2 separate regions of the Homo sapiens genome follow, and region 2 is linked to region 1. Evidence: chromatin loops called from intact Hi-C (ENCODE). Cell type or tissue: CD14-positive monocyte. All regions are shown on one strand. Each heading gives the region's core, and the rest is flanking DNA. Links, peaks and the distances in the headings are about the cores only.

Region 1 (5,811 bases), core at 1,025-5,024:
GCACATTGGCTGAGAGACGCAGGTGCTTCAGGGACTGGTTGGCTTTGAGGACATAGAAGAATTCAGCCCACTGCTCCGGGGTGGCACAGTGACCTCCCAACCTGTGAAAAGAGTGGGAAAAGTCATTCTTCTGGGAGGACAGAGTATACCCTATCAGCTTTTTTTTTTTGAGACAGAGTTTCACTCTGTTGCCCAGTCTGGAATGCAAAGGCGTGATCTCACCTCACTGCAGCCTCCGCCTCCCGGGTTCAAGCTATTCTCCTGCCTCAGCCTCCGAAGTAGCTGGGATTACAGGCATTCGCCAATTTTTGTATTTTTAGTAGAGACGGGATTTCACCATGTTGGCCACACTGGTCTTGAACTCCTGACCTCAGGTGATCCACCCACCTTGGCCTACCGAAGTACTGGGATTACAGGTGTGAGCCACCGCGCCTGGCCCAGATCAGCTTCTTCTGCTTCACTTCCCAAGACATTATGTCTTTGGTTTATCTCATTCTACTCATGCCTCCAACCCTGGCCTGAATTACTGGAGAGATCTAATGTTGCCTCTGCTTCTTCAAGTATCCCCATGGCCATTAGGGTAACATCCAGCCACTTCTCCAAGAGATTGTAATACAATTCTGTGCAATGTTTCACCAAAACGGCCTGTGTGGATGATTTTGCAGGGGGGAAAAAAAAATTTTTTTTTTGAGACAGGATCTCGCTCTGTTGCCCAGGCTGGAGTGCAGTGGCATGATCACAGGTCACCACAACCTGTCTCCTGGGCTCAAATGATCCTCCCACCTCAGCATCCACTGTAGCTGGGACTAGAAGGGGCAAATTGATGCTTAATACTCAAAATAAAAATTTTATCCTGGCCAGGCGCAGTGGTTCATGCCTGTAATCCTAGCACTTTGGGAGGCCGAGACAGGCGGATCACTTGAGGTCAGGAGTTCGAGACCAGCCTGGCCAACATGGTGAAACCCTGTCTCTATTAAAAATACAAACATTTGCCAGGCGTGGTGGTGCACGCCTGTAACCCCAGCTACTCGGGAAGCTGAGGCAGAACTGCTTGAACCCAGGAGGCGGAGGTTGCAGTGAACGAGATCGCGCCACTGCGCTCCAGCCTGGGTGACAAGAATAAAACTGTCTCAAAGAAAAAAAAAAAAAAAAAAGATTCTCATTGAGTGCAGAGAAGGTTGCATGCTCCTTATGAATACCTAACTCCTGATGATCTGAGATTGATGATCCATTCTCCTCAGGCTCCCAAAGTGCGAGGATCATGCACTCCATAGGATCAGGCACCAACGATTAGCTCCTGTGCCTGATCTGAGATCGAACAGTTTCATCCCAAAACTACCCCCAAACCCGTCTGTGGAAAAAACTGTCTTGTGCAAAACCGGCCCGCGGTGCAGAAAAGGCTGGGGGCCACTGCTCTCAATCCCAACAATTAGGCAAGGTGCAGTCAGGAATAGCATGTCCCTAAAGCTGGAACCCAGCACAGAATTCGGGGTGTTTCTTTGCATGGATAGCTGGTTATGCAACACAGAAGACAAGCTGGTGGGGGAAAGAGGAGAGGCCGACTCCCCCACACAGGCCTGTTTGAGGAATACATTCCCTGTCTGGGACGGCATCTGGAGTGGTTACCCTTTTTCCTAGATCCCCCAGCAACACGGTGCAGTGGACTCCAGGTGCTGGGGAGAGCCGTGACCGTGAGACCCACCTCAGGTACTGCAGGTTGCATTTATGATTTCTGAGCAGGTCACACAGCATCAGCATCATCGTGCGTTCCCACTCGATGTGCCCTGCCAGGGTCAGGTGCGTGAGGGTCTTCTTCCCAATGAAAGCAAGACAGAAGTCCCGGTACGCGGTGTCAGGGGTGACGTTTTTAATCCTAGGGAAAAGCAGAAGAGATTCCACTTGGAGTGATTAATACTCACATTGTGTGGAGGCATGTATAAACAAAAAGCTGTTTCACATTTAGAAATTATTAGAAGTTCTTGGCCGGGTGCAGTGGCTCGTGTCTGTAACCCCAGCACTTTGGGAGGCTGAGGCAGGAGGATAACCTGAGGTCAGGAGTCTGAGACCAACCTGGGCAACATGGTGAAACTCCATCTCTACAAAAAATAAATTAGCTGGGGCCGAGGCAGGCAGATCGCCTGAGGTCAGGAGTTCGAGACCAGCCTGGCCAACATGGGGAAGCCCCGTCTCTACTAAAAATACAAAAATTAGCTGCACATGGAGGGGCATGCTTGTAGTCCCAGGTATTCGGGAGGCTGAGGTAGGAGAATCACTTGAATCCAGGAGGCAGAGGTTGCAGTGAGCCGAGACCGCACCACTGCACTCCAGCCTGGGCAACAGAGCAAGACTCCATCTCAAAAGAAAAAAAAATTCGCCGGGTGTGGTGGCTCACGCCTGTAATCCCAGCACTTTGGGAGGCCGAGGCCGAGGCGGGTGGATCACGAGGTCAGGAGATCAAGACCATCCTGGCTAACACGGTGAAACCCCGTCTTTACTAAAATTACAAAAAACTAGCCGGGCGTGGTGGCGGGCGCCTGTAGTCCCAGCTACTCGGGAGGCTGAGGCAGGAGAATGGCATGAACCCGGGAGGCAGGGCTTGCAGTGAGCCGAGATTGCTGCACTGCACTCCAGCCTGGGGAACATAGCGAGACTGTCTCAAAAAAAAAAAAAAAAGTCAAGAAGCAGAGGATCAGGAAAAACAACTAAGGGGTACTAGGCTTAATACTTGGGTGACAAAATAATCTGTACAACAAACTCCTATGACACACGGTTACCTGTGTAACTAACCTGTACTTGTACCTACTTTTTGGTTTGTTTTGGTAACAAAACAAACCAAAAAAAAGATAGCTGGGGCCAGGCATGGTGGCTCATGCCTGTAATCCCAGCACTTTCGAAGACCGAGGCAGGCGCATCACCTTAGGTCAGGAGTTCGAGACAAGCCTGGCCAAGATGGAGAAAATTCCACCTCTACTAAAAACACAAGATTAAGTCATTGCACTCCAGCGCCTAGGTGACAGAGTGAAACTCTGTCTCAGAAAAAATAAAAAATAAAAAAGGGGCCAGGTGCAGCGGCTCATGCCTATAATCCCAGCACTTTGGAAGGCCGAGGCAGGCAAATCACCTGAGGTCAGGAGCTCGAGATCAGCCTGGGCAACACGGTGAAAACCTGTCTGTGCTAAAAGTACAAAATTAGCCGGGCAAGGTGGCACATGCCTGTAATCCCAGCTACTCGGGAGGCTGAGGCAGGAGAATTGCTTGAACCTGGGAGGTGGAGGATGCAGTGAGCTGAGATCGCGCCATTGCACTCCAGCCTGGGCAACAAGAGTAAATCTCCGTCTCACCAAAAAAAAAAAAAAAAAAAAAGACAGCTGGAAAATCCCCAAATACATGGAGATGAAACAGCACATTTCCAAATTTAAAAAACAAAAGTACAAGAAGCTTAGTCATCGTTCAGGGTCTTCCTTGCAAGATGAGCTTCTACTTACTCCACTTTCTGCAGATGACAGGTGCTACGGGTTACGTGGTCACAAAGAATCCGCACAGAAGAGTCACTCAGGAAGCTTTGTTTCACTTCCAGAAACTTGAGGTTGCTGTTTGAGCTGAAGAGAGAGCAGAAATCTGTCCAGAGGCGAAGAGAGCGAAGATCCTGCCGAGCCCAGTTCGGAATGGTTAGGTAAGTGCACCTGCAGGAGAACACACGTTCATCTCTTAGGACTAGTACCTGCATGGTGAGATGGGCATCTGCAAACCACATTTCAATGGCAAAAACCACAATTACTTTTGCACCAACCTAAAACAGTGTCTATAGTAAACAATATTGCATCACATGCTTTGCTACCAGTATAGATCTTAAGTTTTACAAAAAAAATAAAATAATAGATAAGGCTGAGTGAGGTGGCTCATGCCTGTAATCCCAACACTTTGCTAGGCCAAAGTGGGAAGATCACTTGAGCCCAGGAGTTTAAGACCAACTTGGGCTAGAAACTGAGACCCCCATCTCTACAAAAAAATAAAATAATTAACCGGGCAAGGTGGTGCACGCCCATAGTCCCAGCTACTCGGGAGGCTGAGGCAGGAGAATCACTTGAACCCGGGAGGCGGAGGTTGCAGTGAGCCAAGATCGCGCCACTGCACTCCAGCCTGGGGGACAGAGCGAGACTCCGTCTCAAAAATAAAAAGCCCCAATTCCTAATTGCCAAGTCGTGTCTCCACGTTGAACATGAAGCTGGAAAGAAGTCCAGCCAGAGGGAAATTCTGACAGTAAGCGACAGGGCAAAGGAGACGCTGGCCTCTTCCTAGTGGAGCGTGGGATGGGAAAACAGTTCTTACCTTTCAAATTCAATGTCCAGTTCAAAATCCATGTAATTCTCCAGGAACACCCCCTTTGCTACCTGCAGTGAGAGTTTCTGCAAGTCTTGACAATGCTTCAGGCTGAAGGAACAATGCATCACTTCAGAAGTATTTGTCAGGTGAATAGAAATTTCCTTGAACGGGGCCACCACCACCTTCGCCAGCTCCTCCTCCTGAGACTCATACAGGCAGCCCAAGACCTCCTTCAGGTCGGTCACGGATAAGGGCTTATTTGCATGAAGATGTGCTTTGCATTGCAGCAATTCCTGTTTGATGTCCGGTGACATCCGGCAGCCAAAAGTGGCCTCCAACTCCTTGGCTCTCTTCTCGTTAGCGAGGCCGAATAAGAAGTGTCCTACTTGAATCAGGTCGGGGTTCTTGAGTCTTTCTTCTCCGGAAAGCAGCTTCTGTACGTCCCCGATGTCCCAGGCGTGGCCGTCCCTGTCCTCCCCCTCCTCCTTCTCCAGGGCGTAGAACAGGGCAGTGAGAAACTGCTGGAAGCTGAGGTGGATGAAGGAGTAGCAGCCTTTGGAGACTCTGTCCTGGCGGAGGATGTCTCCGTCCAGGAACAGACGGAGGTCGGACTCCTGCACCCCGAGCCTTTCCAGGTCCTCTCGGTGGAACACGGACATCTGCGCCCACAGGCCCTGCGCGGCCAGGAGGCTCAGCGTCCGCAGCGCGCCCCGCAGCTGTGCGCCCTGCGGGAACCGGCTGCAGAGGAAACGCAGGAACAGCCCCGTGCGGGTGAGGCAGGTGGGGACCGGGTCCTCCCCCTTCTCCATCTGCAGCTTCAGAGTCGTGCACACAATCCAGCACACCGCGGGGGCCGAGCCCAGCTGGAACAGGGCCGCGTTGCTCCTCATTAGCTCAAAGGCACGCATGGCTTGGTCCTCGTCTCCAAAGTGTCTCAGGAAATAGGCCCTCCTGTCCTCCTCCAGGAAGCCCTCCACCCTTACGTAGATCGGCTGCTGCGCCAGGAGCTGGAGGTCCCTCAGTGCCCTGGGCCGCGTGGTGACCAGCAAGGCTGCCCTGGGTAACATCTTCCTCTTCAGCAAACTCCCCAGGAGGACGGGCACCGGCTTCTTCTTCTCCCAGTCCCCGCAGATGTCCTGGATCAGCGCCCCAGGTGGGACTTTCAGCTCATCAAGGCCATCGACCACGAACAGGATTCTCTGTGCTTGGGCTAGGATGCTTGGAATGTCATCCTGCAATTCAGGCCAGTCTTTGGAGATCAGCTCTGCAAAACTGCAGGGGCCCATGCGGCTGAGCTCCTTGCAGCTGAGGTAGAACGCGTATCTGAGCGTCGGGCTGAGGTTGCAGTCTGTCCAGTCCAGCATACACTTTTTGGCCAGCGTGGTTTTCCCCACGCCTGCGGGGCCGTGCAGCACCACCGTGTAAGGTGTTAGCTTCCTGGGTGTTCTGGGATTCAAGAATGGAATGAACCGTTGGTTTCTCAGAGTG
Region 2 (5,811 bases), core at 967-4,966, 440 kb before region 1:
CTCTCTTCCTCTTTCCCCTCACTGGTGACAGAGCACTCCAGGGTTCTAGGGGAGGTTGGATCCCAAAGGTGGAAGAATCTGGGCACCTGAGTCACCTGATGGAGGAGCTCCAACTGCCAACCGGGGGCCCCTATATGGACGTGTAACACGAGTGAGTAGTGACCATTCCATTGTGACAAACTGCAGATATTTCGAGGCTAATTTGTTAAAATCTACCGTTAATGTGCTTTATATGACTTTTTTTTTTTTTTAAGATGGAGTTTTGCTTTTGTCGCCCAGGCTGGAGTGCAATGGTGCAATCTCGGCTCACCACAACCTCTGCCTCCCGGTTCAAGCGATTCTCCTGCCTCAGCCTTTTGAGTAGCTGGGATTGTAGGCATGCACCACCAGGCCTGGCTACTTTTTTTGTATTTTTAGTAGAGATGGGGTTTCACCATGTTGGTGAGGCTGGTCTTGAACTCCTGACCTCAAGTGATCCTCCTGCCTCAGCCTCCCAAAGTGCTGGGATTACAGGTGTGAGCCACTGTGCCCGGCCTATATGACATTTGAATAGTCAGAGGTGTGCCCTCCACATTAGACTGTGAGGTCCGTTGACTTGCGTGGCTCGTCTCTGACACAGACTCAAGCCCTTAATAGCCGCCTGGAAATGTACGTTTTGGTTCACACAAAAAGGAAGTTGACCAAGCCCCCTTGATGAAGCCTCACTGGGGAGGTGGCCCATCGAAGGTCGTATATTGTGAATGGGGCGAAGGCAGCGTCGCCGTCTCCTTCAAGTCTGACCTCCAGGTTGGTGTTCAGATTCCCCCTCCACACCCCACAGCCGTGGTTGCCCGTCTGGATTTGGTGTTTCGGTCAGAGATGACGTTCGGGCCAGTCGTATGGATGATGATGTCCAAGGAGACAGTTCTCTCCTTTACCCCAGTCACGGGAAGGAAGAGCTAAGCCTCATGGTGCCTTCCTGGGAGATACGTGGTAAGAAGCCACAAGACGGTCGGGACTGAGTCTCTGCGCACCGCATCCCGAGCCTCTGCCATCTGCACAGCGAGGCGGGCGCAGGCAGCACGGTGCCCCTTACCATGCTTTCTTCCTGGACTTTCCCTTGACCAGTCTTGGCATGGCAGGCGAGGGAATGAGGGATTGGGGCTGGGAGGCGGGGAAGACAGCTCTCTCCCTGGGCCCATGTCTGGTTAGATCAATGCTGTGGGAGCTTAGCGACTGAAGAGGGAGCAGAGATGATGGCAGGAAGGCATTATCTGCCCAAGCCTCAGGCTTCGCAGTCCAGGTTGGGACCAAGAGCTTGCAGACGTCATCGAGTGCAGATTTTGAGCGAAGTACTGAGCATTGTAAATCCAGATTTCTCTTCCAGAGCTGAGTCTGGGCCACAGGACCTGGACACAGGAGGGTCAGTCTCTCCGGTAATGGTGAGGGTCTGTCTTCTTGGAGCAGCACAGCGGACTCCCACCAGGACAGTGGATGCTGGATACCGAAGGGCTGGGCTCAGGACAGTGGATGCTGGGTACGGAAGGGCTGGGATGAGGACAGTGGATGCTGGGTACCAAAGGGCTGGGCTCAGGACAGTGGATGCTGGGTACTGAAGGGCTGGGCTCAGGACAGTGGATGCTGGGTATGGAAGGGCTGGGCTCAGGACAGTGGATGCTGGGTACCGAAGGGCTGGGCTGAGGGGGTCACTTTGGCAGTGGTTCTGGAGTCTGAATTTCTAAGGGCCTGGAACTCATGAGACTCTAGATGCTGATTCTTTTCTGGAGAACTTCTCCAGAGTCACCATCCTGGCTTGTGCAGACTCAACATTCCACCTGAAGAGCTCTGGGAACCTCTGGGGCTGGGAGCCTTCTGGGCCTGATGAGTTCTGTTGGGATGGAGAAGATGATCTTGAAGTTAAAGATTTCAGTGGGAGTCCAGGAAAACGTCGCAGCTGTCCATCATACCCACAACAGCAAACGACTCAGGACTTTGTCACGGCCACCGCGGCAGCCAAAACCACAGCTGTGATCTGGGGCTGGACTCATACCCAGAGGTTGTCTGGGTTCAGGTTCTGCAACCCCGGTTCAGAGAAAGAGGAAACGGAGTGGGCCGTGTGGACCCCGTCCTTCATCGAACTCCAGAACTAAGAGAACTGGGAGGGGAGAAGGCCGTCACCCTTGCATGGAGCTGCCTCCCTCAGTTCTAGTGGTTTCTACAACTCCATGCAGGTTAGCTAAGGTGTGCATGGGTTCCAGAAGGAACATGGAGATGTTTCTCTTTGATGTTACTTGAAACTTTCGTTTGGCAAGTTCCTTCTAAGATCAGGAGATTCAATCACCCCACATGGTCCATCAGTCAGGGTATCACAACGTCGTGCTCCTTGGCTATACAGTCTCAGGTACATTTCTTCTTGAGATTATTTTTCACGTGAGGCAGAGATGTGTGGCTGCTCACCAGAAAAAAAGAATTCTCTACTTCCTCTTACAGTGCAAGCATTTGAATCTCTGGGAGGTGGCTACCCTCACCAAGGGACTTTTTTCCTAGTCTCCTTTGCATCCATGTGTGACTGACCATAATGACTACTTATAGCCAAAAATCTGGACAGAAATGATGTGCGTCAATCAATTTTGCAAGTTTACAAATATTTTCTGTGTCTCCTCTTTCTGTTTGAAGTATGGGACGCCATTGCCCAAGGGGATGATGTGAGCACAATGGAAGAAGCGGATGTCCCTGAGTCATCCTGGGGAGAAAATTCAAATTCTGCCCAGAGAAACCCTCATTGGTCATTTACATGAGTGAGATGCCAAACCTCACTGTGTTAAGCCATCGGTATTTTTTCTTTTTTGAGATGGAGTCTCGCACTGTCGCCCAGGCTGGAGTGCAGTGGCGAGATCTCGGCTCACTGCAAGCTCTGCCTCCGAGGTTCAAGCGATTCTCCTGCCTCAGCCTCCTGAGTAGCTGGGACTACAGGCACCCACTATCACGCCTGGCTAATTTTTTGCATTTTTAGTAGAGATGGGGTTTCACTGTGTTAGCCAGGATGGTCTCGATCTCCTGACTTCGTGATCCGCCTGCCTCGGCCTCCCAAAGTGCTGGGATTACAGGCGTGAACCACCGCGCCCAGCCAGTATTTTAAGACTTACTTATAACGGTGGTTAGTGTCACCCTAACTCTTACCTCACAATAGTAGCTAAACAATTTGTGATTTGCTCTTTGATCCTGTCCCTATCATCATTAGACTCAAGCTCTGTTGAGGGCAGGGGCTGCATCTGTTTTGTTCACTCCTGAATCTCAAACACCAAGCAGATAATAAGCAATTGATAAATATTGGTTGATCGGCTTCTGAAGAAAGAAAATTCACACATTTATATTTAGAAAAATTTATAAGGGAAGTAGCCGAGTGGGGTGGCACACGCCTGTCATCCCAGCATTTTGGGAGGTTGAGGTGGGTGGATCACCTGAGGTCAGGAATTCAAGACTAGCGTGGCTGACGTGGGGAAACCCCGTCTCTACTAAAAATAGAAAAATTAGCTGGTCGTGGTGGCATGTGCCTGTAATCCCAGCTACTCAGGAGGCTGAGGCAGAAGAATCGCTTGAACCTGGGAGGCAGAGGTTGCAGTGAGCTGAGATGGTGCCATTGCACTCTAGCCTGGGTGACAAGAGCGAGACTCTGTCTCAAAAAAAAAGAAGAGAGAAGTTTATAGGTGAAGTGGCTTGTCCGAGGTCTCTGAGGCTGTGGGACAGGAAGTCACAGGAGAAGCTCATTCTGGCTGACTTCCCAGCTGGTGTTCTGCACCTCTATCAGTATCTTAGGAACCAAGTTACCACGACACACCTATTAGAGTGGCCAAATTCTAAAACATGGACAATACCACATACTGGCATACTGGTGAGGATGTGGAGCAACAGGAACTCTCATTGCTGGTGGGATTGCCAAATGGTACAGTCACTTTGGGAGACAGTGCGGCAATTTCTTCTAAAACTAAATGTAGCTTTGCCATGTAATCCAGCAATTGCATTCCTTGGTATTTACCCAAGGAAGTTTGAAATGTATGTTCACATAAAGTCTGCATATGAATCTTTACAGTAGCTTTATTCATAATCGCCCAAACTTGGAAGCAACCAAGATGCCCTTCAGTAAGTGAGTGGATTAACTATGTGTCGAGACAATGGAATATTATCCCATGCTAAGAAGATACAAGCTCTCAAGTCATGAAAAGACGTGGAGGAGAGTTCAACGTATATCACTACACGAAATAAGCCTGCCCAAATGGCGTATCCACTGTCTGATTCCAACTATGTGACATTCTGGAAGATGCAAAACTATAGAAAGAGTGTAAAGTTCATTGGTTGCCAGAATAAAAGGCTTGGGCAAGAGGAAATCATCCCAGTGGAAATGGAGAAACGCAGGAACAAATGAAGAGCAACAGAAGAAGCTAAATATTTGGGTAAAGATAGGAATTTTGAATGATGATTTCATCATTAATGAATTAAGGAAACATTGATGCATGCTCATTCTGTATTTGATGACATTGCAAACAGTGTTTTGAAAACTATACTTTGCACTAAAATTAAAATTGAGCGCCTGTAATCCCAGCACTTTGGGAGGCCAAGGCAGGTGAATCACCTGAGGTCAGGAGTTCGAGACCAGCCTGGTCAACATGGCGAAACCCCGTCTCTGCTAGAAATACAAAAATTGGCTGGGTGTGGTGGTGGGTGCCTGTTATCCCAGCTATTCAGGAGGCTGAAGCAGGAGAATCACTTGAACTGTGGAGGCAGAGGTTGCAGTGAGCCGAGATGGTGCCACTGCCCTCTAGCCTGGGTGACAGAGTGAGAGTCTGTCTCAACAACAGCAACAACAACAACAAAATGACAGCATGGCTCAAGTGTGTTGGCTCACGCCTGTAATCCTAGCACTTTGGGAGGACAAGGTGGGTGAGCTTGAGCTCAGGAGTTTGAGACCAGCCTGGGCAACAAGACAAAACCCCATCTCTATCAAACAAAACAAAACAAAACAAAACAAAACAACAACTTGCGGAGCGTGGTGGTGTGTGCTTGTGGTCCCAGCTACTCAGGAGGCTGAGGTGGGAGGATCTCTGGACCCCAGGAAGTGGAGGCTGCAGTGAGCTGAGATTGTGCTAATGCACTCCAGCCTGGGTGACGGAGCGAGACCCTGTCTCAAATAAATGAATGAATGAATAAATAAATAAATCTTAAAGATGACAGCCTACATATATATACACACACATGCCAAACTGATACATCGATGAGATAACACTGTATATACAAAAGTGCAAGGGAAATTTGTTTTTTTTGAGACAGAGTCTCACTCTGTCGCCCAGACTGGAGTGCAATGGCGCAATCTCGGCTCACTGCAACCTCCACCTCCTGGGTTCATGCCATTCTCCTGCCTCAGCCTCCCGAGTAGTTGTTACTACAGGCGCCCGCCACCACACCCAGCTAATTTTCTGTATTTTTAGTAGAGATGGGGTTTCACTGTGTTAGCCAGGGTGGTCTTGATCTCCTGACCTTGTGATCCGCCCACTTCGGCCTCCCAAAGTGCTGGGATTACAGGCGTGAGCCACCGTGCCTGGCCGTGCAAGGGAAATTTGAATATAAGACTTCAGATGCTGGTTACGGTACCTGAGGTAGGAGGGGGAAACAGGCTGGAGTATACACTACAGAGATAGTCATGCTTCATCAAGCCTCTGATTTCCCTGGAGCATGTTGACTTCACGTTGATTTTTTTTTTTACATGTTCTGTTAAAAAAATTTCTTTAAATTGGCCTTTGGAAATTTACCAGCAGTGTGCTGGTAAAGTCTTGACAA

The links. A loop is a pair of places that touch in the nucleus more often than their neighbours do. Peaks named below come from ENCODE experiments on the same cell type or tissue, not always from the same donor. Only the 100,000 strongest peaks of a DNase experiment are listed, where the experiment ranks them.
Region 2: a loop joins it to region 1, with 2.1 times the contacts of the local background. A loop is called at or near these places in 3 of 110 quality-filtered maps.

What each region holds. Positions count from the first base shown.
Region 1 is chr19:54,934,559-54,940,369 of GRCh38, forward strand. It overlaps NLRP7 (NLR family pyrin domain containing 7), which reads right to left. Exons shown (of 11, transcript NM_001127255.2): 4 at 4,330-5,811; 5 at 3,486-3,683; 6 at 1,703-1,873; 7 at 1-101. It also overlaps a transcript of NCR1 not described here. Among named protein-coding and RNA genes, the nearest start is that of NLRP7, 10 kb to the right of the region's middle. RefSeq lists an enhancer at 4,579-5,288. In CD14-positive monocyte, for the core only: no CTCF peak of the experiment used is centred there; a DNase peak (open chromatin) is centred at 3,503; H3K27me3 peaks cover 531 bases.
Region 2 is chr19:54,491,724-54,497,534 of GRCh38, forward strand. No RefSeq gene overlaps it. Among named protein-coding and RNA genes, the nearest start is that of LAIR2, 8.2 kb to the right of the region's middle. In CD14-positive monocyte, for the core only: no CTCF peak of the experiment used is centred there; no DNase peak of the experiment used is centred there; H3K27me3 peaks cover 3,378 bases.